Linked DNA regions of Mus musculus: all the other regions are linked to region 2. A link is a loop called in an ENCODE intact Hi-C map of the cell type or tissue named here. Cell type or tissue: left cerebral cortex. All regions are shown on one strand.

The links. Hi-C counts contacts between places; a loop is a spot of excess contacts. Peaks named below come from ENCODE experiments on the same cell type or tissue, not always from the same donor. Only the 100,000 strongest peaks of a DNase experiment are listed, where the experiment ranks them.
Region 1: it touches region 2 in a loop (7-fold over the local background); 6 of 42 quality-filtered maps call a loop at or near these places.
Region 3: it touches region 2 in a loop (3-fold over the local background); 3 of 42 quality-filtered maps call a loop at or near these places.
Region 4: a loop joins it to region 2, with 2.5 times the contacts of the local background. A loop is called at or near these places in 2 of 42 quality-filtered maps.
Region 5: a loop joins it to region 2, with 11 times the contacts of the local background. A loop is called at or near these places in 10 of 42 quality-filtered maps.
Region 6: it touches region 2 in a loop (8-fold over the local background); 38 of 42 quality-filtered maps call a loop at or near these places.

The regions. Positions count from the first base shown.
Region 1 is chr2:80,125,234-80,130,233 of GRCm38, reverse strand. Pde1a (phosphodiesterase 1A, calmodulin-dependent) reads left to right here and starts at 822. Exons shown (of 16, transcript NM_001159582.1): 1 at 822-1,153; 2 at 1,390-1,500. The coding sequence starts at 1,400. In left cerebral cortex, no CTCF peak of the experiment used is centred here; DNase peaks (open chromatin) are centred at 1,161, 2,576, 3,445, 4,936 and 2 more places; H3K4me3 peaks cover 3,668 bases; H3K27ac peaks cover 3,298 bases.
Region 2 is chr2:80,264,189-80,269,188 of GRCm38, reverse strand. No RefSeq gene overlaps it. Among named protein-coding and RNA genes, the nearest start is that of Gm36153, 26 kb to the left of the region's middle. In left cerebral cortex, CTCF peaks have their summits at 881 (motif pointing right) and 2,146 (motif pointing right); DNase peaks (open chromatin) are centred at 909, 1,723 and 2,154; H3K27ac peaks cover 190 bases.
Region 3 is chr2:80,086,826-80,091,825 of GRCm38, reverse strand. All of the region lies in intron 2 of Pde1a (phosphodiesterase 1A, calmodulin-dependent), which reads left to right. Among named protein-coding and RNA genes, the nearest start is that of Pde1a, 40 kb to the left of the region's middle. In left cerebral cortex, a CTCF peak has its summit at 2,989 (motif pointing left); a DNase peak (open chromatin) is centred at 2,424; H3K27ac peaks cover 426 bases.
Region 4 is chr2:80,067,551-80,072,550 of GRCm38, reverse strand. The region is part of intron 2 of Pde1a (phosphodiesterase 1A, calmodulin-dependent); the gene reads left to right. Among named protein-coding and RNA genes, the nearest start is that of Pde1a, 59 kb to the left of the region's middle. In left cerebral cortex, no CTCF peak of the experiment used is centred here; DNase peaks (open chromatin) are centred at 1,744 and 2,556; H3K27ac peaks cover 376 bases.
Region 5 is chr2:79,509,432-79,514,431 of GRCm38, reverse strand. No RefSeq gene overlaps it. Among named protein-coding and RNA genes, the nearest start is that of Gm39867, 38 kb to the left of the region's middle. In left cerebral cortex, a CTCF peak has its summit at 2,290; DNase peaks (open chromatin) are centred at 2,277 and 3,173.
Region 6 is chr2:79,864,640-79,869,639 of GRCm38, reverse strand. Pde1a (phosphodiesterase 1A, calmodulin-dependent) reads left to right here. Exons shown (of 16, transcript NM_001159582.1): 12 at 1,329-1,410; 13 at 3,898-4,018; 14 at 4,415-4,602. Among named protein-coding and RNA genes, the nearest start is that of Ppp1r1c, 160 kb to the right of the region's middle. In left cerebral cortex, a CTCF peak has its summit at 4,130 (motif pointing left); a DNase peak (open chromatin) is centred at 4,148.

The DNA.
Region 1 (5,000 bases), 140 kb after region 2:
TGCAAATCTAGAACATTTGTTTGTATTTTTTCAACAGTTAAATAGGAATGTCTTATAACATTTCCCGTAAGACTTTTTAAAAGGCTATATGAATTAAGTCCTCATAACAACATGTAAACATTGAAATAGCCACTAAATATTGGATTGCTATTACCTAAATGTCTTTGGATACATGAAGCCTTAAGAATCCAGGCAATGGGCAAACCCTGAAGGACAAATGAGCAAAATTGTGTGTGAGTCTCTGAATAAGAAGAGACAATACTTTGGAGGATATTTTTCTAAGCAGCTTGCAGATAGCAACAGATATTATGAAGGTCCACTCAGGATCTGTGCCTGTTTCAAAGAAAGCTCGCCATGTGTGGCAGTTTGGCAGACAATCAGTTCTGATTCCTTTTATGTCCACTTTCTCTCATTTTTCTCCTAACATGCACAAACACCACAGCATCATTTTCTCTAATCTCTCTTCTCAGCGTACACACACACACACACACACACACACACACACACACACACCCTTTGCCTTCAACACTCACACACATGCATTCACACCCATTTCATTTTATTTATTTTTTAATCCTCAAAGGATTCACAGAGCGGGCTGAACGCAGCTGCTGTGTTTTCCCTGGTTAAATTGGCAGTTACCCACTGTGTAGAGTTGCTAGGAGAAGATGAATAAGCACGATTCCAGCATCACTTGATGGACATACTCTCTCAATAACAACCTGTGGAGCTCTGGGGTCTGTCTCCTGTACGGCTCTATGTGTGACTCTTCTCCGTGTTTGTCATTAATATTGGCTGCATTTATTCAGGAAGTGTGCTGTATTTTTAAGTGCCGCTTCCAGATCAATTAAGAGACAAAAGCCTTGGTATTTAAACAGGCACTTTCTTCCCAGGGTGGTGCTGCTGGTACTGCTTCCTACCATCTGGTTTCTTATTACATCCTGCCCTGCTTCAGCTGCTAGAGAGGAATTCAGCTTCTTGTAGAGCGCGAAAGTCATTCACGTTTCTTTCGTGCATAATTGAGCTCGTAAACTGTAGAAATTCTGATGTGCTTCTGTGCACGGAACAGTTGCAGATGAGCTGCTTGGCAAATAGCCTGAGCAGTCGGTCAGTAGTACAGTAGCAGCTCACATGTGTGGATTGCTCCCGTGAGGTCAGAGCATCTGTTTATACTCTGTCTGCTTGGGTTGGTGGTGGTGGGGGCGTTGGTGATGTGAGCAGAGTATATGCCTGTCAAAGACGGCAGTTCTGGCAGAGCCTTCCTTCGGCTTTGCGTCCCTGAACTGTTTGGATGGCTAAGAGATGCTACTGTGTAACGCTTGAGATTTGTAACGGACTGAGGAATGCTTGTCCTAGCCGCTGAAACTGACTGCACCTGTGTTGTCCTAGGAACATCATCATGGGGTCTACTGATACGGACATCGAAGAATTGGAAAACGCCACTTACAAGTATCTCATTGGAGAACAGACCGAGAAGATGTGGCAGCGCCTGAAGGGAATGTGAGTAAGCTCTCCTGGTCTTATGTTATATTTTCCCCTCCATAAATAGCTGACCGTTAACACAAATAATTGTGGGTGTTATTTGACTTTGAGGTTTAGTGTTTCCTTTGCAGAAATTTTCTCTTGAAAACTAAAATATACCCATTTCAGCTAGCAACTTGTTGAAAGCAGTTTCTGGACCTGCATGTTTTGTATGGAGTAAGGTAAGGCTCTGTGAAATCACTTTTTGTTTACAGTCCAGGGCTTCTGCTCCCTGCTGTGTGTGTTGTTTAGATGTGTGCTTTAGATAAGCACAGGAGGGACTAGGAAATCAGCTTGCTTGGTCCTCACTGAAATAATTTCTCTCAGGTAAGTGGAGAGAGAAAAATAAGATGGAGATTTCTTTCTTTGAAAAAAAAACAAAGATGGGATTTGTAGAATCATAAATTGCATATTTATTCTGTGCTTATTCTACGATGGATAAACTAATATTTTAGTAAGAAAATTATTTGTGTGGCAAAACAACATGAAAAGCATATCAAACATATTAGAGCTTTGGTTTAAATTAGTGAGGAATTAAATTTCCATTCCTCACTAACTAGTAAAGTGCGAATTGCTTCCAGTGTACTGACCGGGTTCTTAACAATACAGAACAGGATGTACAGTGACTCGAAGCACGACTTGTAATTACCTGAATCCACTTTGGTTCTAGTGTTAGCACCTTGCTCATCACCCCCACCCCACCCCACCCCCACCCCCACCACCGTCAGTGTGTGTGAGAGTTCTGGCCAGTGCTTCACCACAGCACTGTTTATATGCTCCGTTTTAATCATAGCACCAGTTGTAAAAGCCGATGTAACATTTGGATAGAAATATGAATATTTGTAGGTCATTGGAATTTCTAAGTGTATTTTCATATCTCAGAATTAAGTGGGGCATTAGCTTTACAAAGATAACTGGAGGACCACAGTGCCCCGTAGATGGATTCCCATCTTTAATGCTGTCGCATGTTTACACAGTGTTTCATGAAAGGTAGTATATGGGCAAGCTTATGTCATCGCTTTTATAAAGGACAACTACATCAAACTTTGTTTAGAAGTCCAAATCCTCTCTACTCTTCTCCATCTGGACATAGAGTGCTCTCAGTGTATACATATTTTCCATTACATGAAGCAATCCATGGTATTGTGGTGCCTCGCATGAAAGCACCCCAATAATGCAAACAGCAGAGAATAACTTTTAAAAAGGAAGCCATTTTTATAGCCATTGAACGAACGAGAGATATCTGTTTCAAAGAGCCATTGGAGATTTAGAAGGCAGATTCTCTAGAGAAACAAATAATCCTGTCGAAACAAATAGTGGTTCACACAATTAATTAGCATAGATGCAAATTAAGCATCAGCAATTACCAGATGATTTGTGCTCTAACCTAGTGGATGAACATCTGTACTGGGCTGCTATAACTGAGATCACAACCCATTTAGATTCTTCCTTTACAGGACAGGATGTTTTGTTTGCTCTTGGTATATTGTTTTTCCTTAGTTACTCCGAGGCAAAAAGATACCCCGTAGTGACGTTAGAAATATGTCTTCAAACAACTAGAAAATTGATTCCGTGTTTACTCAACATTTTTGAGAAAAGTTCTCTAACTTTTCACCTTGTCGTTTGATGGCCGTTTCTAAGAGGGGTGATGAGGTCTCTCAGCAGCAGAGCTTCTGAGTTGACAGTGGATTACATCTCTGTGTGCACACGCTGTGTTCTTTTGGACCGATTGCTACACAGAATCACTTAATGATCTCCAGCCAGTTTAGTGTTTTAAAGCCATTCTTACTGACTGAAGTGACTCAGAGCTTTTGTATTCAAGCAGGAAGAAATTTGCATTTCGGTTCATTCCTTTTCCTTGCACTTTGACTTAAGACATTCTCAGAGTTCCTGGCTGAGGCTTGTCAAAGCAAGAAAGAAGCTCCAAGCTTAAAATCTGCATGACTAATGACAAGCAAATTGTTTAATTATGGTCTTTTGTGTAGTCTGCTTCCAATGCAGTGATGTGCGGGACTCCCCATCCCCTTGATGAAAATGCCTCACCTCTTTAAAACGCAATACTGACTCAAGCCGAATTCTCTCATCAGTGTTGCTCCTGGCTTCTACTTTTAAGTGTCTGCAGTGAAAATCCTGGCACTCATGAATGCTATTAAACAGTTCTGTAATGATTTCTTATTTTGATAAAATAGACTCAGTGCTCACTATTGGATATTTATTTGGAAAGGATTTTATTTGATTTTCTTTTATGATATCCAACTTTATAAACTTATTGCTGTTTTTCAGCAGGCTATACATTTTTAATTTGGCATACAATATGTACATTTTAAGGTTAAATTCAAGTGGAGATGAAAATAAATGAAATATTTATTCATGAAACATGGAAACACAAGCCACTACAGAAGATACTTGGATAGTCTTTCATAGGTATTTTTATATAGTATATTTTAGACAATTTTTAAAAAGTATTGTTTTGCCTTTTACCCCAGCTTACTTTAAAACTTATAATTTTCCTGCTCCATTCTCTCCAATGTTTGGATTGCAAGCATGCACTACCACAACTGGTTTGTATACTCAAAGAGCTTGCTGACAGGAGCCTGATACAGCTATCTCCTGAGAGGCTCTGCCAGTGCCTGAAAAATACAGAAGTGGATGCTCACAGTCCTCCATTGGACGGAGCATAGGGTCCTCCAGAAAGGAGCTAGAGAAAGTACCCAAGGAGCTGAAGAGGCTTGCAGCCCCATAAAAGGAACAACAGTATGAACTAACCAGTACCTGTAGAGCTCCCTGGGACTAAACCACCAGCCAAAGAAAACACATGGTGGGACTCATGGCTCTAGCTATATATGTAGCAGAGGATGGCCTAGTTGGTCATCAATGGGAGAAGAGGCCCTTAGTCCTGTGAAGGTTCTATGCCCTAGTGTAGGGGAATGCCAGGGCCAGGAAGCGGGAGTGGATGAATTGGTGAGCAGGAGGAGGGGGGAGGGGATAGGAGGTTTTCGGAGGGGAAACTAGGAAAAGGGATAGCATTTGAAATGTAAATAAAGAAAATATCTAATTAAAAAAAAGAAATAATGACAAATTTTGTAAAACATGTGGAAACATTGCTATTCTAAATTAAGCATCAATTTCTCTAGAGTACTTGGTTCATTTGTTTAATGAACCTTTTTAGTGTGCACATGTTTCAAGTGTGTGGATGCATCTACGGGTGTGCGCATATGTGTGTGCATGTATGTGTGTGTGCGCATATGGAGACCGGAGGTCGGAGTTTCTTCCTCGTTCACTTTTCAGCTTAGTTTCTGAGGCAAGATCTCACTGATCTCGGAGCTGACCAGTTTAGCTAGACTGGCTGGCAAGCGAACACCTGAATCCACCCATCTGTGCCTCTGCAGTTCCAGGATCACGAGCTGGCAGCCTTGGAGCTGGTTTCCCCATCGGTGTTGGGGATATCCAAATGTGGGTTCTTGTGCTTATATGGCAAG
Region 2 (5,000 bases):
ATATAAAGTTTGCAAGTCCAACGGGCCTCTCTTTCCACTGATGGCCGACTAGGCCATCTTTTGATACATATGTAGCTAGAGTCAAGAGCTCCGGGGTACTGGTTAGTTCATAATGTTGTTCCATCTATAGGGTTGCAGGTCCCTTTAGCTCCTTGGGTACTTTCTCTAGCTCCTCCATTGGGAGCCCTGTGATCCATCCAATAGCTGACTGTGAGCATCCACTTCTGTGTTTGCTAGGCCCCGGCATAGTCTCACAAGAGACAGCTACATCTGGGTCCTTTCAGTAAAATCTTGCTAGTGTATGCAATGGTGTTAGCATTTGGAAGCTGATTATGGGGTGGATCCCTAGATATGGTAGTCTCTAGATGGTCCATCCTTTTGTCACAGCTCCAAACTTTGTCTCTGTAACTCCTTCCATGGGTGTTTTGTTCCCAATTCTAAGAAGGGGCAAAGTGTCCACACTTTGGTCTTCATTCTTCTAGAGTTTCATGCGTTTGGCAAATTGTATCTTATATCTTGGGTATCCTAAGTTTGGGGCTAATATCCACTTATCAGTGAGTACATATTGTGTGAGTTCCTTTGTGATTGGGTTACCTCGCTCAGGATGATGCCCTCCAGGTCCATCCATTTGCCTAGGAATTTCATAAATTCATCATATTCTTTTTTTTTTTTTTTATTGTGCAAAATTTTACCAAAGTTTGTAGACCAACACTTTTTACAAATCTAACTGTTAGAAAAGTCTCTAAAGTAGTAACAATTTCAGAGATTGTTATCTAAAAACAATTGTACAGTAGCAAATATAAATAAATAAATTTCAATAAGCTTAGCTAGAAATGAGACTTTCTATTTTGGCATAATAATATAAATGAGACACTAGAGGGCGCTCTACCTCTACTGTGATTCAGGAGATAGCCAAAGTCTTCTAGAGCAAGGAAGGTAGATGAAGATATGTAGGTTTCAGGAAAATTAGAATTTTCACCCAGCATGTAAATAGCACTGGGCTCAGTAGGACTTCTATGCTCTAGTTTAAAATTTTCAGTAGGGACGATTTACGTTCTTTAATGACTAAGACACAATTAAAGTCTCACGAAGGCTCACCTGATTTAAGGAGTTAGAGTTACATGTAATGCCATTTTACTTGATTATATTTTGTTATCAATGCTGTGTAATATTGGGATGGAGGTGGGTGATTATCAGAGTACTGATTCAGGCAATCTACCCCTCCCCTGTGCCCATGTACATTAAATCCACAGGGGAGGCCCCAAAATGTTTTTGGATCTAGCATGTGTTAATCTAATATCCCTCGGTGCTGAATTTGACATTTCGGAGTGTGATGTTAATGAACACATTCCAACACTTATTTCTGAGCCCTTTTCTCCTTGGACCATCGGTGGAGGGAGAGAAGACTCCAATGAGATGGAATTTCATTTAGCACAGAGACCAATTTTGTTTATCAGGTTTTTAAGATCTGAAGTCTATGTCACTTCAGTTATTGCAGTCTCAACACTAATTAAAAAAATTTCCCTATTGTCTCAGAGCAAGCAGCTTTACTATATTTATTTGTTTGTTTGTTTGTTTTTGTTTTCGAGACAGGGTTTCTCTGTGTAGCTCTGGTTGTCCTAGAACTCACTCTGTAGACCAGCCTGGCCTTGAACTCAGAGACCCACCTACTCCTGCTTCTCAAGTACTGGGATTAAAGGTGTGTGCCACCACTGCCCGGCTTCGTAACTAGCAGCATTATCTATTGTCTATGTATTAAAATCTAGGTTAATTTGTAAAATCTAGGCAGCAAATACCTTTCGTGAACATTATTTTGTGATTGAATGAGCGTTGTCCCGTGGGTTTGGTTTATTGAAACAAACAAGCAAGCAAACAAACAAACCCTCCCGCCCCCGCCCCCCCCCCCCCAACCCTGTAATCCCTGCATTGCGTCACTCTTTACAGCTAGGATTGTGTTCTTGGCTATAGGCTCAACTGCGGAAGCTGACCAAAGGATACGAAGTGTCCTTGTATGTACCATCACCGGTAACAACGTTAGATTTCGGTTTGAGTCTAGTCGGCCAAGTACTCAATTCCTCAAACAGCTCAAGTTCTGCTTTTCTCCTTCCATGAAGACGGTAGTTGCAGATGAACGTTTAAGCCAGCAGAGGGGGCTATGCCATCACCTGCCTCCTACGGTTCACGAATCTTCCTTTCTGCACCCTCCTTGCTGTGTTTACCCATCTATCTGTAAGGCCTTCCTCTGCTGCCAACTTTTGCATCACATCCTTTATTCTGTAGCAATAGTCCTTACATTTATATAGCACTTTTGCCGCGCATTATGCGTCTTCAGAGTTTTCGTTCGGTTTATCTAAATCAGGGCTTGTCATCTGACTCCAGGAACTGGATTTCCTTATTAGAAAGAGGGTCACTACTCCCTGAGCTCAGAATGTCACGAGAAACACACATTGGCGTCTTTTTAGCCTATAACTGGATGCTTTTTTAAAAACATAGTATGGCATTTAGTCCGCTAGAACCACACAGTGTTTATTATACACACATACCCTGCCAATTGCAAGGTTTTTAAAAAATAGGTCTGGGTTGAGAGTTGAAGGTCTTCAAACAATTGCCCCAGACAGAAACTCAGTTTCTTAGAGCAGTCTCTCTCAGAAGTGAGTGAACTTCACCTGCACATACTCAGTAGGTATTTTGGTCCTTTATTATTTTTTCTCACTAGATGAATTGGGACTCCTCCCCCCTTCTTCCTCTTCTGCTTAACTTCTGTTGTCAACGACAGACTAGAGTGGTTTTGATAGTTAATTAGCTTCCTGCATAACTGACATTGAAAAGCTGCTTGGTCTACACATGTCTTTAATGCAACCTGGAAGAGATGATTCTAGAGCTCTTTCCACCTAGTATGACTTATTCTTCATGGTGTCCGTATTTTAAGTGGTACCATGATACTGGACTTAATTTTTTTTTCTAGTCTTTTCAGAAAACAAGATGGCATGTCTTTCTCCAAGTGCTCTTGTTCCATCTCTGCAGAGCTACAAATCTATCTCAGTAGAAGACAAGTTGACTTCTGTAAGTCTTGGGCACATTGTAAAAGCAAGACACGTTTGTAAGGACCTCACAGGAACTATGACAGATTGCAGATGGTTACAGGTGCCAAGTAATGCGATGCTCTGGGAAGATGTGCCACCTAATCTCACCATACTATACTGAGAAGAGACCAGAGACAAATCCTGCTGTTAAGAGCCAGGCATCCATCTGGGTAGGATGCCATCTCACTATGGTACCTTGTCTGGGGGTGCAACACCCTGGTAAAGCCAGTAAGAGCAAGGCTCATCTCACACGGCTGCTGCCTTTAAAAAATTCATGGAGCAGAATCGTTCTGGCAGATCTGATATCGCTGATCTTTAGCTGGGTGAGTTTACAGTGCTAATTCAGTCAGTCTCTGCGGTATGGTCAACTTATAAACACAAAACACTGAAACCCAAACCCAAATCTGCAAAGAAATCAAAGTGCCAATTTTTTTGTGTTACCCACAGTTCATGATAAGAATCCGAATCCTCTGGTAGCACAGGCAGAACCCACTTTCTCTGTGATGAGCTACTCGGGGTCCAGTCTTATTAACAGGATGTCTACTAGCTAAATATTTTTTCTCATAACATTTTGTAGTTACTGCCAGTTAAAATAAACCTTATTGCATTTATTTATTTTCATTTATTTGGGGTAGCTTGCAGAAGTCAGTTTGATCCATCTACAATGTGAGTCTCAGGGATCGAACTCGGGTCATTAGGCTTGGCTGCAATCACCATTATCTGTTGAGCCATCTTGTTTGCCCAGCACTGTCGGTGTTGAGGACTCAGTCAAACACGGAACTTTTGGTGACAGGAGGCTCTTCTTTGCAGGTGATTTTGCTCACTGGTGATGAACCGAAACGATATTCTTGTCAACTGCGAAGAAGAGTGGCTGAAGTTTTCTTTTGCCATTATACTCTCTTATTTATATTTTATATCCCCACAGCGTCTAACAGAACTTTATTTTCAACCAAAACATAACATTTTGTTTTCTAAAGAGGGAAGATATGAATCACCATTTCAGCATACTTAGAGGAAGAAAATTTACTTCAGGCAAGTTCTTTCCTATAGTTTGCTTTTAACATTTATGGTAATTTGCCTCCGTAGGGAAAACTACTAAAAGCATTCCGCTTACCTATGGAGTAAGAAGCCGGCAGAACTGCCCCTCTCATGTCCTTTCATGCTACGGATGCTAAATATGTTGCACTTGGCATATTCATCACTTTCATTACACATTGGACTTCAACAATTCATCTTTTTCATTACATATTGAATGTCTTCTAATAATGAGGTCTAAGAGACTAACTTGTAGTTTGCTTTAGATACCTCAGTCTTTGTCTTGTCTGTAGCATAATGATTTTGGTAAATATTGTTCTACTAGTTGAACATCTGATGAGCTTTTTACTAATAGAGGACTTTGATTTGACAAAAAAAATTAAGTGTACCTCGGTCTCCAGAATATCTGTAAAGTTCTGACTGGGAAATGTCCATCACAACCCTGGCTTTGTACAGATGAGGAAACTTGGGAAGAAGAAAGTACTGTGATGATTTTATGATGTAATAGTTTTATTTAAAAATGCCCCCAAAGAAATAATTTTATCAGAGCAAAAAAAAATTACAGCATACACACACACACACACACACACGCACACGCACACACACGCACACGCACACACACACACACACACACACGCACACGCACACACACACACGCGTGCACACACACACACGCACACACACACGCGTGCACACACACGCACACGCACACGCGCGCACACACACGCACACACACGCACACACACACGCACACACACGCGTGCGCACACACACACGCGCGCGCACACACACACGCACACGCACACACGCACACACACACACACACACGCACACGCACACGCGCGCGCACACACACACACACTAGCCATCAGCACAGTTCTC
Region 3 (5,000 bases), 180 kb after region 2:
AGCACTTGTGAGGCAGAGGCAGGTGGATTTCTGAGTTTGGGGCCAGCCTGGTCTACCGAGTGAGTTTCAGGACAGCCGGGGCTACACAGAGAAACTATCTCAAAAAAAAACCAACCAAACAAACAAAGTCCTTTTCACTTCCCTTGATTATTTGTAAACCAAATTAGCATCTTACTTTGGCCGTTAAGAGTCACGTTATGGAATCACCCATGGAAGGAGTTACAGAGACAAAGTCTGGAGCTGAGACAAAAGGATGGACCATCTAGAGACTGCCACATCCAGGGATCCATCCCATAATTAGCCTCCAAACGATGACACCATGGCATACACTAGCAAGCCTTTGTTGCAAGGATGGTGATATAGCTGTCCCTTGTGAGACTAGGCCGGGGCCTAGCAAACACAGAAGTGGATGCTCACAGTCAGCTATTGGATGGATCACAGGGCCCCCAATGGAGGAGCTAGAGAAAGTATCCAAGGAGCTAAAGAGATCTGCAACCCTATCAGTGGAACAACATTATGAACTAACCAGTACCCCAGAGCTCTTGACTCTAGCTGCATATGTATCAAAAGATGGCCTAGTCGGCCATCAATGGAAAGAGAGGCCCATTGGTCAGGCAAACTTTATATGCCCCAGTACAGGGGAATGCCAGGGCCAAAAAATGGGAATGGGTGGGTAGGGAAGTGGGAGGGGGGGAGGGTGTGGGGGACTTTTGGGATAGCATTGGAAATGTAATTGAGGAAAATACATAATAAAAAAAAAGAAAAATATCATGCTACTTGTGGGAATATGTTATACTCATATTGTTTTTCTTAGAATCAGGTAAATTTTAACAACCTAAGAATCTAAAAATTGTTTTTCAACAGTGTTTTAAGTAGAGATCTTTCCTCTAAATAAGTAGAATAAACATCTCTTTTATAACCAAAAAAAAGTTATTTTTTAATAAATTATGTTTGAAAATCTTCTACCTGATATGAACTTTTCAAATAGTTTTTCCCAGTCTATCATCCACCTTTCCCCTTCATCCCGTCCCTTTCCTCAAATCTGATCAGTTTTGTTGATTTTTTCATAGCAGGCTACATTGCTATGCTTCTGTGTATTTAAGGAGTCAAATAATTCCTGTAGTAAAAGCCTTTCACAAAGACTTCCGATGAGAAAACAAGCAAGAACAGGGTGTGAAGAGATGATTTATATGTCGCACACATATAATACCATAGCTACTATTTGAATCACATATGATTTGTACTGTATTGTTTATTCAACAAATACTTTTAAATGAATACAGACTATAAGACTGAAAGACTACATTCAAGCCAGGTGGTGGTGGCTCATGCCTTTAATCTTTCAGCGGCAGGCAGATCTCTGAGTTGGAGGTCAGCTTTGTCTACAGAGGAAGTTCCAGGGCAGCCACAGCTATACAGGGAAACTTTGTCTTGAAAAGGACAAAACCAAACCAAACCAAAAGCAAAGCAAAACAAAAAGAAAGACTGAATGTATTTATCTTTTCTTTAAGCTACTTTTGAATTCTCTGGTGTTTTCCAATTAGCAGAAATGCATTTTTGGAGAGTGAAGGTAAGTCAGTTCTGGGTATGCCTACTCAAGTCCCTCCCTCCCTCTCCCTCTCATCTCTCCCTTTCCTTTCCCTCCTTCTGGTCTTCCTTTCTTCTCATCTTTCTTTCTTTGCTTTATTAAGAAGACAATAAATTTACCGTGTGAGCTTGACAGTAATGATTGTGTCAATTAAGGTTAGGATTGGAGCTATCACATTTCCTTCCAAATATCCAAATTTATCTAAGAATTGTTGATTGCCAGCATCATATGCTGTCAATTACCTTTTGTGGGAACTTTCAAGTAGGAGTCGATATGACAGGCATCTTGCTTGCTGCATCCTTAAGACTGCCTACAGATGCTGACTTTTTAAAAAGAAACAAAGTTCACTTTTCATGCTTTGTATTCCTGTAAGTAAACTCCAACACTTCCAGTATAGACTGTTGTACAAAGATGATCAGAAAGTTATCCATTACTACATTGACTGTGTGTGTGTGTGTGTGTGTGTGTGTGATTCTTATGGCTTTCATCCTTTTCCTTCATTTCTAATTAAATGAGACCAGCAGGAGGATATATCTATATCATCTATATCAATATCATCTATATCTATATATCTATGTCTATCTATATTTATCTAAATGACACCAACTAGATTTTTTTATTTTGGAGTTAGATAGTCTATATCTTCTATTATAAATAACACAACAGAAAAATCATTTATCAGACAGCATGATTTTATGGTTATAGTCTAGAGAAGGGAATGATACATCAGTAAAGCAATGCAAAGCCAAGCCAGCAGAGCCAGCAACATTGTAAAAGCAACCTGCTAAATTTATAATCCCTTTCTCACACTGTAAAAGATGTGAGATGTTCGTTGTTTTAGCTCCCTGGTGAGCACTGAAGTCTGAAACATGATAGAGGAAAAGACAAACTTATTTGAACCGAACAAAAATGTCTGATGGCCTAGGAATTGTACAGAACTCTGCAGATAGCAATGTGAATATGGGAGAGGTTAAATCAAGATGAAGTCACCCAGGTTTTGGTTTTACGAGCAGCTTATCAATTCTTGGTTTAGACTGAACGGTCTTTGCAAGGACACCTAGTACAGGTCAGATGAAACAGGAAAACGCAGGAGACCTAGGGATGGTCTGTATATGCCAGGCTTGCATCGTTTCCATCCCTGTGCAGATCCACAGGAACCCTGTCTCTACTGAGCCTAGATGAGACCTCCCTGCCACTCTGTCAGAACCAGAAAGAATCTGAGTTTTGCTGTCATAGGAGTTACCAGCTCAGTGTTTGACTCAGAAAAGCACAAGGTGGGCTAGCGAGATGGCTCAGCAGGTAAAAGCACTGACTGCTCTTCCTAAGGTCCTGAGTTCAAATCCCAACAACCACGTGGTGGCTCACAACCACCTGTAATGAGATCTGACGCCCCCTTCTGGTGCGTCTAAAGACAGCTACAGTATACTTATATATAATAATAAATAAATCTTTGTGCCTGAGCAAGCGGTTCCAACTGGAGCAAGTGCAGTTGACCGGAGTGAGCAGAGGACCTAATACAATTCCCAACAACCATATGAAGGCTCACAACCACCTGTACAGCTACAGTGTACTCATATACATAAAAATAAATAAATAAAACAAATCTTAAAAAAAAAAGAACAAGGTGGACGCTTTTTTTACAAATGCACACAGCAAGAGGATACAGGATTGATAAGGCTCCCTGGATGAATTATTTTAAAAATTGTAGTCAAGAGAAACATCAAAAGAAACATTACAAATACAACAATAGACTATACTTGTGGCTTAATATACTGTTCCAAGCAGTTTTTTTTCTAGATGCATTTCAATCCTTTCTTGGCTCCTTCTCCAGGTTAAGGTGAAGCTGCACATTGTCATGGCAAAAATCTGAGTTAGGCATCTTCAACTAACCTCCTCCTTTCTTTCTATACACCTAGGCAGAGAATGTCTGTTCGCTTAGTTCAACGGTGTTTCTGTGCCATGCCCTGAAGCTGCTAACAGAAGTGTGGAAGAGCTTTGAATGTCCAAAGCTGGAGTGAATTGCTGCCCAGTTCACACTAATTATGCTACCCTTTTGTTTTACATCAACATAGTCTGGTTTTGTATCTTCATTTTCCCATATCCCCCATATCACCCTTCAAATAGATGAATAGCTAAACATTATATCAAAATACATTGTACATATGCACACAATTCTCAAAGATTAAGTAAAATAATATTATTAAGAGAAGAAAATCAGAAAGTTAAACATATAAACTCTTCAATTTTGGTAAATTTATATTTTACCCTTGCATTCTATAGTATCTTGAACTAATTTTATTAATTCAGAGTTAATTTTGAGATTCAAATGAAATGTCCTAGTTAGCAAAGCATTAGCTGTGTGTTAATCAAAATAAGATGCACATTATGAAATCAGAATCTAAAATGGATAACACTAATTAAAATATAATTTATGCTAATTAACAGTTAACCCACCTGTCTATATAGAACACACATATTTATTTTTGCAGTACTTTATCTTTGTAAGAAAATTGTTCACCATATTAGAGAACACTTTCAGTGCTAGCAGGTTGATTCTTTTTAAGCTTATAAGCAAAATTTACTTATTTTTATGCTTTTTCAAGGCAAAATATGATACTTTCCTTGCACAATCTTCAATGCATCAAGTTTTGCTTATTATTTTATAAATCATCATGCTTCCTCCTTAAAAGTTTTCTCATCATCATAAAGAAAAAAACCAAATAGCTGAAAATATCAGCATATAGTAAAACTTCAGCTTTAAAGAAATGTTCTCCTTCCATTAATAATACTTTTTTTTTTTTTTTTTTTTTTTACCTTCTGAGACAATCATAAGAAGTGAAAGAAAATGGAGGCGTTCCTTAGCTTCATTAAAAGTAAAAGAGTCTGTAGAACTATATGGTGGGCTTGAGAAACATTTTGTGGTCCTCAGTGATGGAACAAAGAATGACTAATTAGTTTTCTTTTACCAGGAGATATGAGTAATTCCAGAATAATGGCAGAAATGGGGTTGTAACTTTCCCAGACTGGACTAGCAAATTGTTCTTGAGAACAGCAAAGCTTTGGGGATACTTGGCTAACAGATCCTTCCTTACATTGCACATTCTTTCTCCTTAGAGAGGTCTACAAGTAAAACATGGAACTGGATTGAAGGCTGTGGGAGGGATTTCAGGAGGTGTTCAGTAGCCAGCCCTCTTCCTTTTCTCCTTGGCAGCAAGCCAGTGTTAAATACTCAGCTCATGGCCCAGATGTTTTGTCCTGGATGCAATGCAGTTACTTATTCATTGATTTCTGGGAATTTACCTTGACTTTGCTTGTCTGGAAACCATCCCCTTCTCGGGCCGTAGGCCAGGTTGGCCTTGACCTCACATTCTCCTGCTTTAGATACCTAAGTGCAGGGACCACAGGAAAGGAC
Region 4 (5,000 bases), 200 kb after region 2:
GGAGAGGGAGAGAGACAGAAAGAGACCGCAAGACAGAGACAATCAGTTGTGTAAAACAAACAGGAGGGATTCCAGGAAATAGGGTATCATTAGTAGGTTGTTCTGGGGGCTTTAAATGATTTATGGAAGAAACCCAAGTGGACTAGGGAGGAGGCTGAGCTAAGAATCCAGTTGGCCCAACTAGGTGTTCAGAAACATCCACTCAGTTTCCGTCTCAAATTTAGGAGCCACATAGACAGAGGTGTACATTATCTGGATGTAATACAGAACCGGGAAACAGAGCTCTCTTCTGGCTTTGCTTTAAAGTTCCTGCTGTACTGAAAAGTCTCTATCTCCTGTTGTGGTCAATATGATGTGTGTGTGTGTGTGTGTGTGTGTGTGTGTGTGTGTGTGTGTGTGTTTGTATATGTGCACCTTTATCATAGAAATTAATTCAGTTTTATATTTAGTCAACACAGGTGTGTCCACACTGTACACACTCCTTGATGATTTGAAATGTCATTTTATTATGCACAGAATTTCTCACGAATAGTACTTCTGTACATAAAGTTAGAAATCCAAAGAGTATCCACTTCTGTATTTGTTAGGCACTGGCAGAGTCTCTCAGGAGACATCTATATCAGACTCCTGTCAGCAAGTTCTTGTTGGCATCCACAATAGTGTCTGGGTTTGGTGGTTGTTTATGGGATGGATCCCCAGGTGGGACAGTCTCTGGATGGTCATTCCTTTAGTCTCAGCTCCACCCTTTATCTTTGTAACTCCTTCCATGAGTATTTTGTTCCCCCTTCTAAGAAGGATTGAAGTAGCCACACGTTGGTCTTCATTCTTCTTGAGTTTCATGTAGTTTGTGATGCTCACAGCCATCCATTGGACTGAGCACAGGGTCCCAAATGAAGGAACGAGAGAAAGGACCCAAGGAGTTGAAGGGGTTTACAGTCCTATAGGAGGAACTAACCAGTACCCACAGAGCTCTCAGGGACTAAACTACCAACCAAAGAGTGGGACTCATGGCTCTAGCTGCATATGTAGCAGAGGATGGCCTTGTCGGTCATCAATGGGAGGAGAGGCCTTTGGTCCTGTGAAGGTTCTATGTACCAGTATAGGGGAATGCCTGGGCCAGGAAGTGGGAGCGGGTGGGTTGGGGAGCAGGGGAAGTGGGGAGGGGATGGGCAGTTTTCTGAGAGGAAACCAAGAAAAGGGATAACATTTGAAATGTAAATAAAAACAATATTTAATTTTTAAAAAAAGGAAGGCCAAATAGTGTTTTGTGTTTTATTTAGAATTTTGTACAGTGAAAGAGAATTTTGGTACTGAGGTTGTCAGCTCAAAAAGACAAAAAGCATATTTGGATTATGGCGTCCACTGGCTTCCATCACTTCGGTCTGCAAATAAACACTCCACCATGAGTCTATGGTGGAGCAAAACTGAGTTCACAAGCCAGGCAGCAACATAGAGAGATGAGGCTGTGCTTCAGTCCCTTCACAACCCCTCAGCGAGCTTATGACCACCAGAAAGGTCACACATCTGAAAGTTTCACAGCTTCCCAGTTCAGCCTCCCTGGAGATCAAGTCTTCAGTAATGAGTTAACAAGGATTCTTCAAATCCTGCCTCAGTGGGAAGAATTTGACTGAGTAACTCTGCTCAGTCACGCTCTTGGGCACAAAGCCTTGTTATATGGAGTGGGTGATGGGATTAGTGTCTAAAATCAGCCCTTCAGCTCTTCCTTTGCAAGACCTACCTTGGTGGGTGTGTAACTCACTTGCAAGCATGACACTCATCCTCTGCTTGGTCTGGCTTCAGTAAACCATGAGGTGGGAGATACATTATTGTCACAATATCTTATACTAAATTCCAATTCCTTGGTTAACTCAGCAGGGGGAAAATGATTTGTGGCTGGGGCTCAGTGTATCTAAGGCTTTGTGCACAGGCATTTGGACCCAAGTTCCAATCCTCAGCACTCAGGTTAGGCAGGCACAATTTCACATGCATATAACTCCAGAACAAGGTACAGAAACGAGGTAGATCCCTGGGCTTGGTGGCCAGTTAGACTAGGGGAAATACCAAGCTACAGATGCAGTGAAAGATCATTCATCAAAAATAAAATGGAAAAATCATTGAGGAACCTAACCCAGGTCAGTCTCTGGACTCCACACAAATCCATACAATTAAGGACATAAATGACAACAGAGATACACATGCAGAGACAAACACACAGACACACACAATCAGGTGCGCACCCACACCCACACCCACCCATGCACAGGCAGAAACAGACACACATGTGCAAGCAAGCACAAGTGCACACACACACACACACACACACACACACACACACACACACCCTGAGAACAGCTTTTGTTGTTGGTTAGCAATGACCAAACCTTGGGTTGTCAGAAGTTAAACTATAATGTTGTGGTTAAATATCAAGGACATATTCAAAAGAAAGCAAAAAAGTAAAACTGTAGTCTCTGCTGTGTAACCCACTTTCCAGCAGAGGCTTGGCTTTACAGTGGGTGAAAAATGATGCAAGGAGAAAAAGGGCAGAGACATGTGGAAGAAAGCAGCAGAAAGCGCAATCTTCAGAATGTCAAGGCAAGGGAGGGGTCAGAAGACAGCAGCTGCTCTTCAGGCTTTCGACTAGCAGCCTCCTCGGCCAGACCTGACAGCTGAAGCTCAGTTCTCATCATCCAGCCTTGATCTTCTGCATCCTGATGCCAGCCAAAGTGTAAGAAACCACAATGTGGGCTGCCCACTGTGCAAATGCAAGTCCATGATGACAGTTGACCTTCAGCTGTGGCTTAAAAGAGCAATAGAAATTATATTGTTTGCTAATGCCTTATAATTAAGGTAGGGAGTATATAATGAACAACACATGTCCGAAGTTTTTTTTTTTGTTTTGTTTTGTTTTTTAACAGTATTGCATTGGCATAGCTTTCAGAAATCGCCTAAAAAGTCAAGTATGCTACATAAATAATTAAGCGAGGTGCTTATGATAATTGAATAATTAATTATTTTTATTCTCTGCTAGATCAGTTAATAAGAGTATTTTGTGAATAGTATTTGTGAATTACACTTATACTCCCTACCTTAATTATAAGCTATTACCAAACAATACAATTTCTATTTTTCTTTTACGTCACAGCTGAATGTCAACTGTCATCATGAACTTGCATTTGCACACAGTCATGTTATCACATGTATGCTAATCTATTATTGTGTACTGATGTGCTTATGATTTTTGTAACAAAAATTTACCCTTGGAGGGTACACATTTCTACAGTGTGGTGACTTGAATGTGATTGAACTGCGGGCCTTCCCTAACTTCAGCGTGAAGGTCTGCATAGGGGTTGAAGCTATGTGTTGATTAGGTTTGTTAGAAGCCAAGGACTTGAATATGTTGAGTTGCCCAATTTTGACATTCAACATTTTTCAGAAACTGGCATACATTCCGGTAGGCATCCCCTTTTCTGCTTATAATTTAGAGACATACTTTTTTGCAAATTTGAAAACACTATTTTTGTGCTCCGTATAGTTTTATACATCACGATGAGCTTGTAGCTAACAGTGGATAGCATCAATATGGCATCTTTATAATGGAGGCCTCATGATTTCCAAAGTAGGGCTCCTTGGAAACAAGAGAAACAAAGCAATAGCACAAATGCATGAGATGGATTCGCTCTGAACTAGTTTTTGATTTAATTGAACTACAGGGATTTTCATTTCCCTGGTAATGTATATTTTATTAAAAAAACTTTTTTGAGAACTAGCTTGATGTCATTGGCATCTCGTTTTCTGCCATGGCCAATAAATTCACTCTCATGACCTGAGAGGTGGAGCTAAGCCAGTCCTGGATTCCAGTCACTTCCAAAATTTTATAGCTATTTCTTCTTCAATTTTGTACTTTATGTCTTAATTTTTTCTTGTTGTTGTCCTTTCCCCCCTAATCCCCCGTTCTCTCTGGTTAGTAGAATTTTTGTGGATATCATTGTTTTTGGAAATATACTACATGTTTTGGATGCTTTTATTTCTCTTGGAGGTAGTCGGCAATATGTGTCACTAAAGATAATTCTATGGACAGGAAGTATATGGGTAACTTGGAATCCAGAGTTTACCCTTAGGGTGTGCTAGGTCCCATGCTCAGTACTTATAGACTGATATTTTCTTCTCTAATCTTGAGATTAATATATGAGGTGAAGTTCATCTTCTCTAACGTGCTTTCTGTGTTAGTAGTTGCACTTATAAGAATTCTTCACGGATTATCTGAGTTGGTGTAATTTAGTGTAATGTCAGCTGAAGTCCAGTCACATTTTAAAAGCAAATAATGCATACAGTATAGTTATCACAAATTACTGTGGATTTTTTAAATTTGTAACTATTTGGTCAACACTATTCTCAATCTCCTTTTCAAACATGTGAAGCAAGGAGCAGAACTATTAAGGAAATCCTCTAATATGAAATAGCTAGAGTCAATGTTAAAACCCAAGGCGTCTCATCCCTACTTTTATGTATATTTGGGCTTCATGACTTTTCAGCAACAAAAACATAAACTAATCTGCCCACTGTTGAAGGCCTCTCAGAGACTATGACAAACAAACCCTTATGAAATAATACCCAGACAAGCACATCTTCCCTTGTCACGTTGCTATGCTCTTGGCATTACTGGCCCTCCAACACCTTATTCTAATGAGGAATTAGTTAGCACTTCTAAGGGGCTGCATTGCCCTCCTATCCACTCTTTGTACTATTCTTCATGTAGACTTGAATTGCCATTGAGGTGTCTTGGTTGTTTTGTTTTGTTTTTTGCTTTTTGTTTTTGTTTTTTTTGTTTTTTTGTTTTTTTGTTTTGTCTTCACAGCTGAGTCGATTATTTTTTTTATTTGTTTTCTGTTTTGTGCATATTTGCCTGGCTCAACCTACGTAGTTGGCAAGGATACATTTTGGGATATGCTGTTGTACTGTGTTTCATCCATAGGCTTATTTCAAGGTTTGATGATACTAGT
Region 5 (5,000 bases), 750 kb after region 2:
CAGTACAGGGGAAACACCAGGGCCAAGAATTGGGAGTGGTAGGTAGGGGAGCAGGGGGTAGGAGGGTATAGGGGACTTTCAGGATAGCATTTGAAATGTAAATGAAGTAAATACCTAATAAAAAATTGGAGAAAAAAAAAGAAAAGAGAAATAGTTTTCAATAATGAGTTTGGTAAAGTCATTATTGAAACTGTGTAACACCCAGGGAGTATAACATAACTGCCTTTAAGTTGCATAACAGTGTTTAAGTTGAGAGGCAAAATAGTGTGAACTCCCAACAAGTTGGGCTCACTTTCTGTTTGTACTGCCTGGCTATGAGGTATTTTCTTTTTCTGACTCTGTTTCCTTACTCTTACAGTTGTTTGTATTGAATATTCTATGCTAAATCCTTGCGTAGACTTTCCTGTCAACTAAAAGTCAACTGTGTTTAGAGTTGTATTGGTACACACTGGTGTAAGAAGAGCCACAGTATGAGAAGAGTCTCTCTGGCTCAGCTCGCTCCTTATCTCTTGTGTGGAGAGCCTCCTGTGCATAGTTGTAAATGCGTGAGGGGGGGAGGGGAGAAAGGGAGGAAGACTAGGATAGCTTCAACTTAGTGCAATTACTGATGTTTAGAAATTGACCAGAAGTTTGTATTTTCACTTAAATTAATTATCACTGAAAATTTTGCATGTGAGTTTTAAATTATCTGACTTTCTTAGAATTTCTTTTTATCCTTTACCAATCCAAACAGGCTGTCCTATTCCACCCTAGGATTTTGAGAAACTGACCTTTTTAAGCAGTTGGGAGAAGCTGACCAGAGAACATGAATTTATTTTTCACGCCGGCCTGTGCCAACTGATCGACAGGCCTTTTACCAGGCTCTGAACAACCAGAAGCCACTTAACTCTTAACCAGGGTTCTCTTAGCTCTTTGCAAGGTGGTGATATTAACACTGGCTCGCTTTGAGGAGGAAACAGCTTATGTAACCATGAAGCCTGCAGATCACACAGTGAACCCAAGGTGGGCTAAACTCTACACAGTGTGAAGTATTTACTTTTTTGTTTCTTTTGAGAGGATATTTCTGAAAATGAAGTAGTGTCTATTAATGGTACATTTGCTTTTCCTCCTTCCATGGTTTCAAAGTTTTCTCTGCTGGTCTTCCCCTTTGAACTTTCTTCAGGAGTTTTTGAAGAAAAATCAGTGGGTTGATGAATTATCTTCTTGGTAGAGCACTGTTTACCTCAACAGTTTTCATAATTCATCGGACAAAACATTAGGAAGGAGGCAAATTTAAATGTGAAAAGCAGAGCTGGAGAGATGGCTCAGCGGTTAGGAGTACTGACTGCTCTTCCAAAGGACACTGGTTCAATTCCCAGCAACCACGTGGCAGCTCACAACTGTCTGCAACTCCAAGTCCTGACAACCTCACTCAGACGTATGTGCAGGCAAAAAACCACAGCAATGTTCATAAAATAAATAAATTGTAAAAAAAAATGTAAAAGGCGGTTTCTCTGTAGACAAAAATTTAAAGCATTTTTATAAGATGAGAAATTTTTAGAAATCATTTCTAAGATCAGATGCATTTAAAGGGCATTATTGCAAAGTTAATGATAATGCTATACGAACTGAAATCTGATCATTCCACATATATCTCGACTTGATAAGATAATAAGAAAGGAAAGAAAAGAGTCATAAAGCCAAAATGCTCCCCTTTCCCTTCAGGTTTGACTGACCATGGTTGTTAATTTTAACATCCATTAAGGTCGCTTGCTTTATGGAATAATAAATTATGAACTAGCAGGTTATGACTGCCTGTATGTTGTACACCATATGGCCCCATTCAGCACTGATATAGGAAATGCCACATACTTGGTAAATATCAGGCATGAATGACATATGGCAGCAAGGGTGGACAGAAATCTAGTTTGAAAGCTCAAAGTCCTAGAATGGTAAATTCGGGCCCCACACAGATGAGGCTAATACCATTAGCCATTTATTGCAAAGGAACTAAATCTTTACAAATTAAACTCATGATGGATTTTAATCACTTGGCTAATGTTGGTAAATGATTATGCCCCAAGCCATCATGATAATGATCATTACTAGCAAGAATCTGTTTTTACAATGTTTCTAATGCTCAAAATTAATCCAGAAGTCAAGAGCCATTAAATCATTTCTCCTGCAGCAGAGTTTTAAGACGGGAGCATATTTCACGTAGCTGTCATTAAAAAACAAAAGCTAAGAAGGCGATGGAAAAATACAAAAGAAAATCAAGCTATTAGCTACAGCGCCACCAAGCGACCAACTTCACAATTCCCTGTAAAGCCCGAATACATAAAAAAGCACATACAGAAACGAAAGTGCTGTAAGACCACAGCAAGAATCGCCAATGGATGCTGGTTATTGACCAATAATGAGTCTCATAAGTACAAGAGGGTAACTTCCCACTCCCTTGAGTTATAGCACTTATGTGAGACTCATCAGAACTAACCTGGTGGGTTCCCAGAGAGCTGCCAAACATTCAGAACTTGAAACAAATAAAGATAAGGCCATTTAAATAGCAGCTATCCCTGGGCGGTACCCATGGCATTATATGACAGCATCTTTGCACAAAGAGTAAAGTATGAACAGGTGTCAGACTTCTCACACTACTTCCTACGTCACAAATCCTATGGGACAAGATTATATGCTGGCAAATCTAAATCAGTTAATAAATCAGTCAGTCAATCTATTTATCTACCACTCCATCCAACGTCACTTTATTATCTGCCTATAATTTATAATAAGAGGTTTCCTAAGTAGTAGAAAACTAAAGCATTTTATAATTCTACACAAATAACTTACAAATGACCTCACTAGCAATGTTTGAGCCATTAACTTTTTCATTTGTTCACCAGGGGTATCAGTAGCTCCAACTGTTCCAGGCATAGTGCTGAAGTCTGAAAATGGCATGGCATTGTGGGACATCACGTTACTAGGAGCTCAAAACTAGTCATGTAAGATGGAAGGAACATGGCTTGAGAAAGGATGAAAAATTTAAGGATACTAAGTGTACATGTCAGCAATAGGTAGGGCCATTTCATCTGTAGACTACAGTAACTGACTCCACCCTTATGAGCTGTCCCTGAAAAACTGTTTTCATTCTTAAGGCCGAGCATCACGAAACTGAAAACCAACCAAGCAACAAAAATGACTAAGGGAGTGACACACTAAGTGACTAATGGGAGAAACTCAAACGGAGCTAAATTTAAGCCATTGGCTTTATGGACGTAACAAATTGGGTCTAAAAATAGGAGTCAGACAAAGGAGCTGATACCGTTCTGCAGTATTCAAAGAGATAGCCATGGGAGTGAACAGTGGGATGGAGTTAGGTAGAGGAACATTTAGATTATATCAGGAAAAGGCTTCCTGTTGGAGAAAACTGGCAGATTAACACAATCGTCACCAGGAAATGTTGGGAGCTCTATTTGGTGATAAGTGGAAAGCTCGGACTGGAGCTGGAAACGTGTTCTCAAGAGCTGAGGAGAGGGAACCGTTTTGATGGTGCCTTCAGCCTCCCAGTGTAGCGATCCACACCCTGCCTGTGTAACAAGAGGAGTGGAAATCTATCAAGACAGGGCCAAGAAAAGCAAACGTGTTCTCGTGGAATGTGAGAGTGAGTTCATAATACTTCAAAGGTATAAACTGTTCAGTTAAACCTCTCTTCCCCTTTCATTTGATGCATCTCTCCATTGGGCTGCGTCAGGGGTTAGACAGAGCCACGGTCTGGTTTATTAAACTGAGAACAGGAGCTCAGTCCTGTATGCCACTAACTAGAACTAATCCAAGAGATACGGCCTCCAACACAAAACCTGGTGTTGATGTTTACCATATACAGCAATTTAAGTTATTGCTTCTCTCCTGGACTGAAATAAGTAAAACACAAAGAAAATATTAATCACCCAGGCTATGTCCATTGACTCTTTGCCCTTACCTTTCATGACATGACTTATAGGGAGTTGGAGTTTATTATCCCAGTCAGTTTGCACTGACTCCTAGTTAGGTCACACTGGAAAGGCCTGGTTTCCTATATGTTTCTGTTGCCGTTATATTAAAGGGCAAGAAACAAAAGACTCTGTGTCCCCGGAGCTTCTCTGTGGACACTGTGACAATGCACCTCTACTTGGCTTCAGTTCCTGACTTGGGAAATACGTGTTTCTCTCACAGTTTCTGCCTGGTGGCTTTGGACCTTCACTCTCACAGTTGCCTGGCCCTACACCCACAGCTGTAATGCAGTTTTCTTTCTTCTGAGTCTCTGTTCTGACCTTCATGATGATACATAGTTTCTACTGCCAATTTACACTGATCTACCGGGGAAATCAAAGAGAAAAACACTAATGTTTCTGGCCTAATTTTCTCAAATGGCACAGAAACACTTTGTGGTTGTTAGGCTTTGGTTTAAGAATTCATCATGTGAAAATATATCCATTATTCACTTTTCATATTTCATATTTCAGGTATATCATCGAATCAACAGTGATAGCTAGGCTTCTGTTACAGATTACAGTTTAAATTGTCCTTTAAGCCATAAATAATTAGTCATTATTAATGACTTTTTATAGGTAAAGAAATGTTTTGCTAATATCAACTTACTTAGTGTTTTCTAGGAATCAAAGTACTAGGATTGTTTTGCTTGTTTTACAGTGAATGGTCAGAAATATATGTTCTAGAGTACTCATATAACTGTTATGCTCATGGTTTACCAAAGTACTACCCACTATAACTTACTATGTACACTCTATAATTTTCTTGCATAAGTAAATTATTGTTATTTCTTTTTAAGTACAGTTGGTATCCATATTTTTCCTGTGCCATAATTTAGAAAATTTGATCAACAGACAGGTAAATAGATGGTTTCCCTCAACAAGTTATAATTAAAGTCCCAAACACTTTCTCATGTTAGGCAATAGATTGCCTTAAAACACACCTATGTGTAGGCCCACATGACTTCAGTAGCAGCTGAAGATACAGAAAATTGC
Region 6 (5,000 bases), 400 kb after region 2:
CAGGATGCACAACTTTCAAGATAAATGTGAAGTAATTGTTATGTAGAATGCTCAGTTTTGACTATTGATTTCATTTTAAGAAAAAAAATCTGTGTCTCCTTCCTTGGGAGAATAAAGACCTTGTAAAGTTGGTCAAGCTTCCACCAAGGTAACACAGTTTCCCTTTCTACATCTCTCCCCTGTCCAAGGTGTTCTGTTTAGTTCTTTCATGGTCTGGCTCAGAGCCCCCCTGCTGCTGACCTGGTACCCATGGCCTTTATTCATTCCAAAAAATAAATAACACTTTGAAATATTTATAAGGAAATTGAATAATTAATGTATTTTTAGCATCCAGTGCTTTTAGCAATAGGAATTTTATATTCTAAATTAATTGAAAGGTACATGAAGCAGAAAAACAACATTAACCTCCCCAACTCCATCCACAGGAAGGCCAGATCTGCATGTCACTGTCAAGTGTTTACGTCTTAGATGAAAATGTGCTAACTGCAGTCTTTAAAATGGAGCTTACACAGAGCAGAACATCAACATGCCTTTTTCAACCCTAATTAATCCTTTTCAGTCTTCCAAAGAACCATATAATATAGAAATAGGCCTATTGAGTGGTATCCTGTTAGAGTGTTCTTAGGCTATACATAGCAGATATTTAACAATAACATCAGCCAAATGCAAATATTATAGTGTCAGTCAAGGACAATTGTATTGTAAATACCAAATAAATGTCTGTCTTTAATATTATTCTTCTGATATAGGCTATAGTCTGTCATTTCTATTTTAAACAATGATAGTGCCATTAGTATTTTAATGTAAACTCTTAAGGATATTGTTATTCAGTAATTAACCACTGATGATATTCTTGAACTGTATTCTAGACCTATGATAAAAACATTATTTGTAGTGGGATATTTAATAAATCTTAGTCGATGAGAAGAAAGAGATTTCAAAATACTCATGCATATTTCATTTGAAAGAGCAGTCCAACAAAAAAAATCTTGCTTTTTAAAGCTTTGTGAAGCAAAATCTAAAAAAATGAAGAAAAATCCATAAGCTTGGTGGTCAATTAATCTCCCAATAATGCATTGAAGTGACTATAGGGTCTTCAGAAAACTGAAATGTTTTTCACTTTAGAGTCAGTGGGTTGGGATACTACAAAGATATTTAGAGATGCACTAGCACTAGAAAATTCCTTAGGAGAAAATAGACTTTAATGAAATAACTGTGTAGGTATTACTGCTTTAAAGAAATGTGGTTGTTTTAAGTCACTATATCTAGACTACACATTTTCTTAAGTTCTCCAGCTTGATTCCAGTGATTCACCTTTCTTTCCCCAGGGAGACAAAGAAGCTGAATTAGGGCTTCCATTTTCTCCACTTTGTGATCGGAAGTCAACAATGGTTGCCCAGTCGCAAATAGGTAATTTTGAAGAATGGTGGCCCCGAAAAGTGGGTGGGACTTGTTGGTGTTCAAATGCAGGTACTATGTAGTTCAAAGTCTTCCAGACCAACCTCACTCTACACTCAGGATAAGCTTTGGCTTCAGGCTGATCTAGCTAATGCTGAAGGAAAAATCAATGAAGTATTTTTACAAAATGCATTCAATAAACCACTACTGCTGGCCAAGGTCAGGTGTTTCCAGGTTCTTGTCTTCTTAGCCAAGGAGTTAAATTAAAAGCCCATACAAAATTTTCAGGAATAGCAAGGGAATTAAATTTAAAGGAAAGCAATAGATCTCCCTGACCAGGGACCCATGTTACAGCCCAGAGTCTCTTGATGTCTTCTGAAGGAAGGGGAGGCCAGGTTCTAAGGGATATACTTACAGCAGCTCTATATTCTGATTGCTAGATTAGACCACATGGTCATTCTCCTACCACGTAGCCCACTTCCTAGAATGCTTCTGATGGAATAGAAACTATTCTAGCTTTGACTATTGTTAGGGAAGTGGAATCCTATCATTATCTTTAGAGGGCTATAGATGTAACAGGATGCAGGTGGCAGTCTATGGTTGTTAGATGAACTGTATAAAGAGGGATATGTGTATGCACGGAGCATACAAGGAGCTAGACTGCCAAGAGCAGTACTGACAAGAGGGATGTGTAACACAACCAGCTGAGTCCCAGGTTACTAAACTATTTCCTATGCTTGCCCATCTCTGATAATATTCCGACAGCCAGCCTCCCCCTTACGGAACCATGTGATGTATGAATCTGTATCCCTTCTCCAGACATGGGCTCTGGTGTAGCTATTACAGAGCTTCAGGACAGTAGGAAAGTGGCTGGCTATAACCCTTTCCCCTCCCAGACAACTTCCAAACACTGTTCAGCCAATAAAACAGCATCTGGTGTTTATCACCATTCAGAAAGTGTGGATGTTGTAAACTCAGAATCTCATCAAGCAAGCTGGGCTGATTCGGTGGCTAGTGGCTCTGATACACATTCCTCTTAGTGAAAGAGGTACGGACTCACTGGACAGTCTACCTGCTCTAGTGAGTTAAAAGTCTAGGGGAACAGTTAACTTCACTTTGAATTCAAGTATTAAGATACAAGATTATTGTAGGATTTTTTGTAAATTTTGAGATGTGTCCCAACATATACTTGAGAAGTGTCAAGCATATACGACTTTGGGCAAGCATTCAATGGATAATTTGCATGTATGTCACTTCCAGACCCTTCTTTTCTTGTATTTAGATGTTAGTATCTATTTCCAGTGGGTTCAAGGCAGAAGCTCCTAATAGCTCTTGGGGCCACAAGGTTTTGCAGTCCCAGAGCTTAAAATGGTTATTGTTTTTAATCCCCCTTTCCTCACTACTAAGAAGCAAACACATCCATGGTCAGGGCTCTGCTCTTTGCCTGTCACTCTCCATCTTGATGAGCACTTTAAATCTAAGTCAGCACTCAATGCTGACATCTCAAAGTGGTGGGATTAGTGCTGTCGCCTGGAGATTGTAGTGTCCTCTCTGCTGGCTCGGCAGCATATGCCCACACTTTGTGAACGAATGCTTTACATCCAGAGAATAATAAACAGCAATTTGAAATAAGGATGTGCTGATAAATCACTCTGATGCAGTCAGGAAAAAAAATAGGATAAAATAAAAGTGGCTGTCCTTCTGTGGCCTGAGGGTTGGGGACTTTTAATTATCTGGTCTTCTTAGAGTTTAGATAGAATTTATTTTTTTCTGGTGTGCATAACATTCAACAACCAAAAACCAAACGAAGACCATTCATAAGAGTAATGTCCTCTCACTGAGAAGAAAAGACATTCTTTTTTTTTCCTTTTTCCAATTTTTTATTAGGTATTTTCTTCATTTACATTTAAAATGCTATCCCGAAAGTTCCCTATACCCCCCCCCCCCACTCCCCTACTCACTCACTCCCACTTCTTGGCCCTTGCGTTCCCCTGTACTGGGGCATATAATGTTTGCAAGACCAAGGGGCCTCTCTTTCCAATGATGGCCAACTAGGCCATCTTCTGCTACATATGCAACTAGAGACACGAGCTCTGGGGGTACTGGTTAGTTCATATTGATGTTCCACCTATAGGGTTGCAGACCCCTTCAGCTCTTGGGTGCTTTCTCTAGCTCCTCCATTGGGGGCCCTAAGAAAAGACATTCTTGATCATTAGAACTGGCTCAAGAGCTAGGACAGCATAAGGCGTAAAATGTCAGATAGGAAAGATCACATCCTTGGGCTAAGGAAGTCTAGTTTATCAGCTCTCACTACTGAATGCATTATTACCCAAAGTAGCTGCCTCTGAAGGTTGTTACTGTCCACAGCTTAGCCAGTTCTCTAGTGAGCACTTGTTTTTCTGCATGTGTACCAGAAAGTCCTCACTGTGGCTTACCGTGTGGTTTAGGAAACTGTGATTCTTGATTGGATCTCCCATTCTGTGTGCTTTGCTTTTTTAGGTTTCATTGATTTCATAGTGGAGCCAACGTTTTCTCTCCTGACGGACTCAACAGAGAAAATTGTCATTCCTCTTATAGAGGAAGCTTCAAAGTCACAGTCTTCAAACTACGGGGCAAGCAGGTATAATAGGTCTTCGTTTGCATATATTAAAGGTTTTACCCAGTAATTATTCTTTTCCTCAAAGGTAGGCCTGCAGTTCTTGCAGTAATTATTAGGTAGTACTGCCATCTAGTGTCTATATACTGTAGTGCACTCCCTTTGCAACTGATCATGGTCCACAAATGGTGTATGGATGGGAGGGGAGGTGGGAGGAAGGAACTGGGAGGAGTGAGTAGAAGCCACATCATAGTCAGAATACACTCCATGTGGGAAAGAGGACGGGGGTTGTGTTAAGCACCTGCCACGTGTTACATCTGGGCCCATGTGACTGTTGTTTAATGGGTCTATAAACCTGTCTCGTATGGTCTCTTGACCTAGTTGTCTTTTTTTTTTTTTTTTTTTCGTTGTCAATGGTAGCTCGTCCACCATGATTGGGTTCCATGTTGCTGACTCTCTGAGGCGGTCAAATACAAAAGGCTCCGTGTGTGATGGGAGCTATGCCCCAGACTACTCGCTCTCAGCTGTGGATCTGAAGAGTTTCAAAAACAACCTGGTGGACATCATTCAGCAGAACAAAGAGAGGTGGAAAGAGTTGGCTGCCCAAGGTACAGTTGTTGATGATGCTACCATTAAGGAGTCGCTAATTCCTTAATAATTTGTGCTTTCTTCCACTTGATGTGCTTCTTTTATAAAACACACAAACTCTTGCTGGTTTCTGAAATTGATCATTCATGAGACAGTTGGTCCCATTGCTAGCTAAGAAAGGATACTCCTGCTTATGTCACTTGAGCTGCAGATGTGTGTGCTGATGGATGGTGGCCATGCAGATGTGAAATAAGGGATAGTAACATGATGACAAACTCTGTAAGAACCCCTGTGCTTTGTCACTGGTACTTGCAAGCCTGTGCCAGCACCAAGCAAAGCCACTAGCTCTTGCTGTATCTATCTGAGTGTCTAGCATTTTAGTCAAAAGTAAAAGTTTGGGGCTGGAAAGATGGCTTTG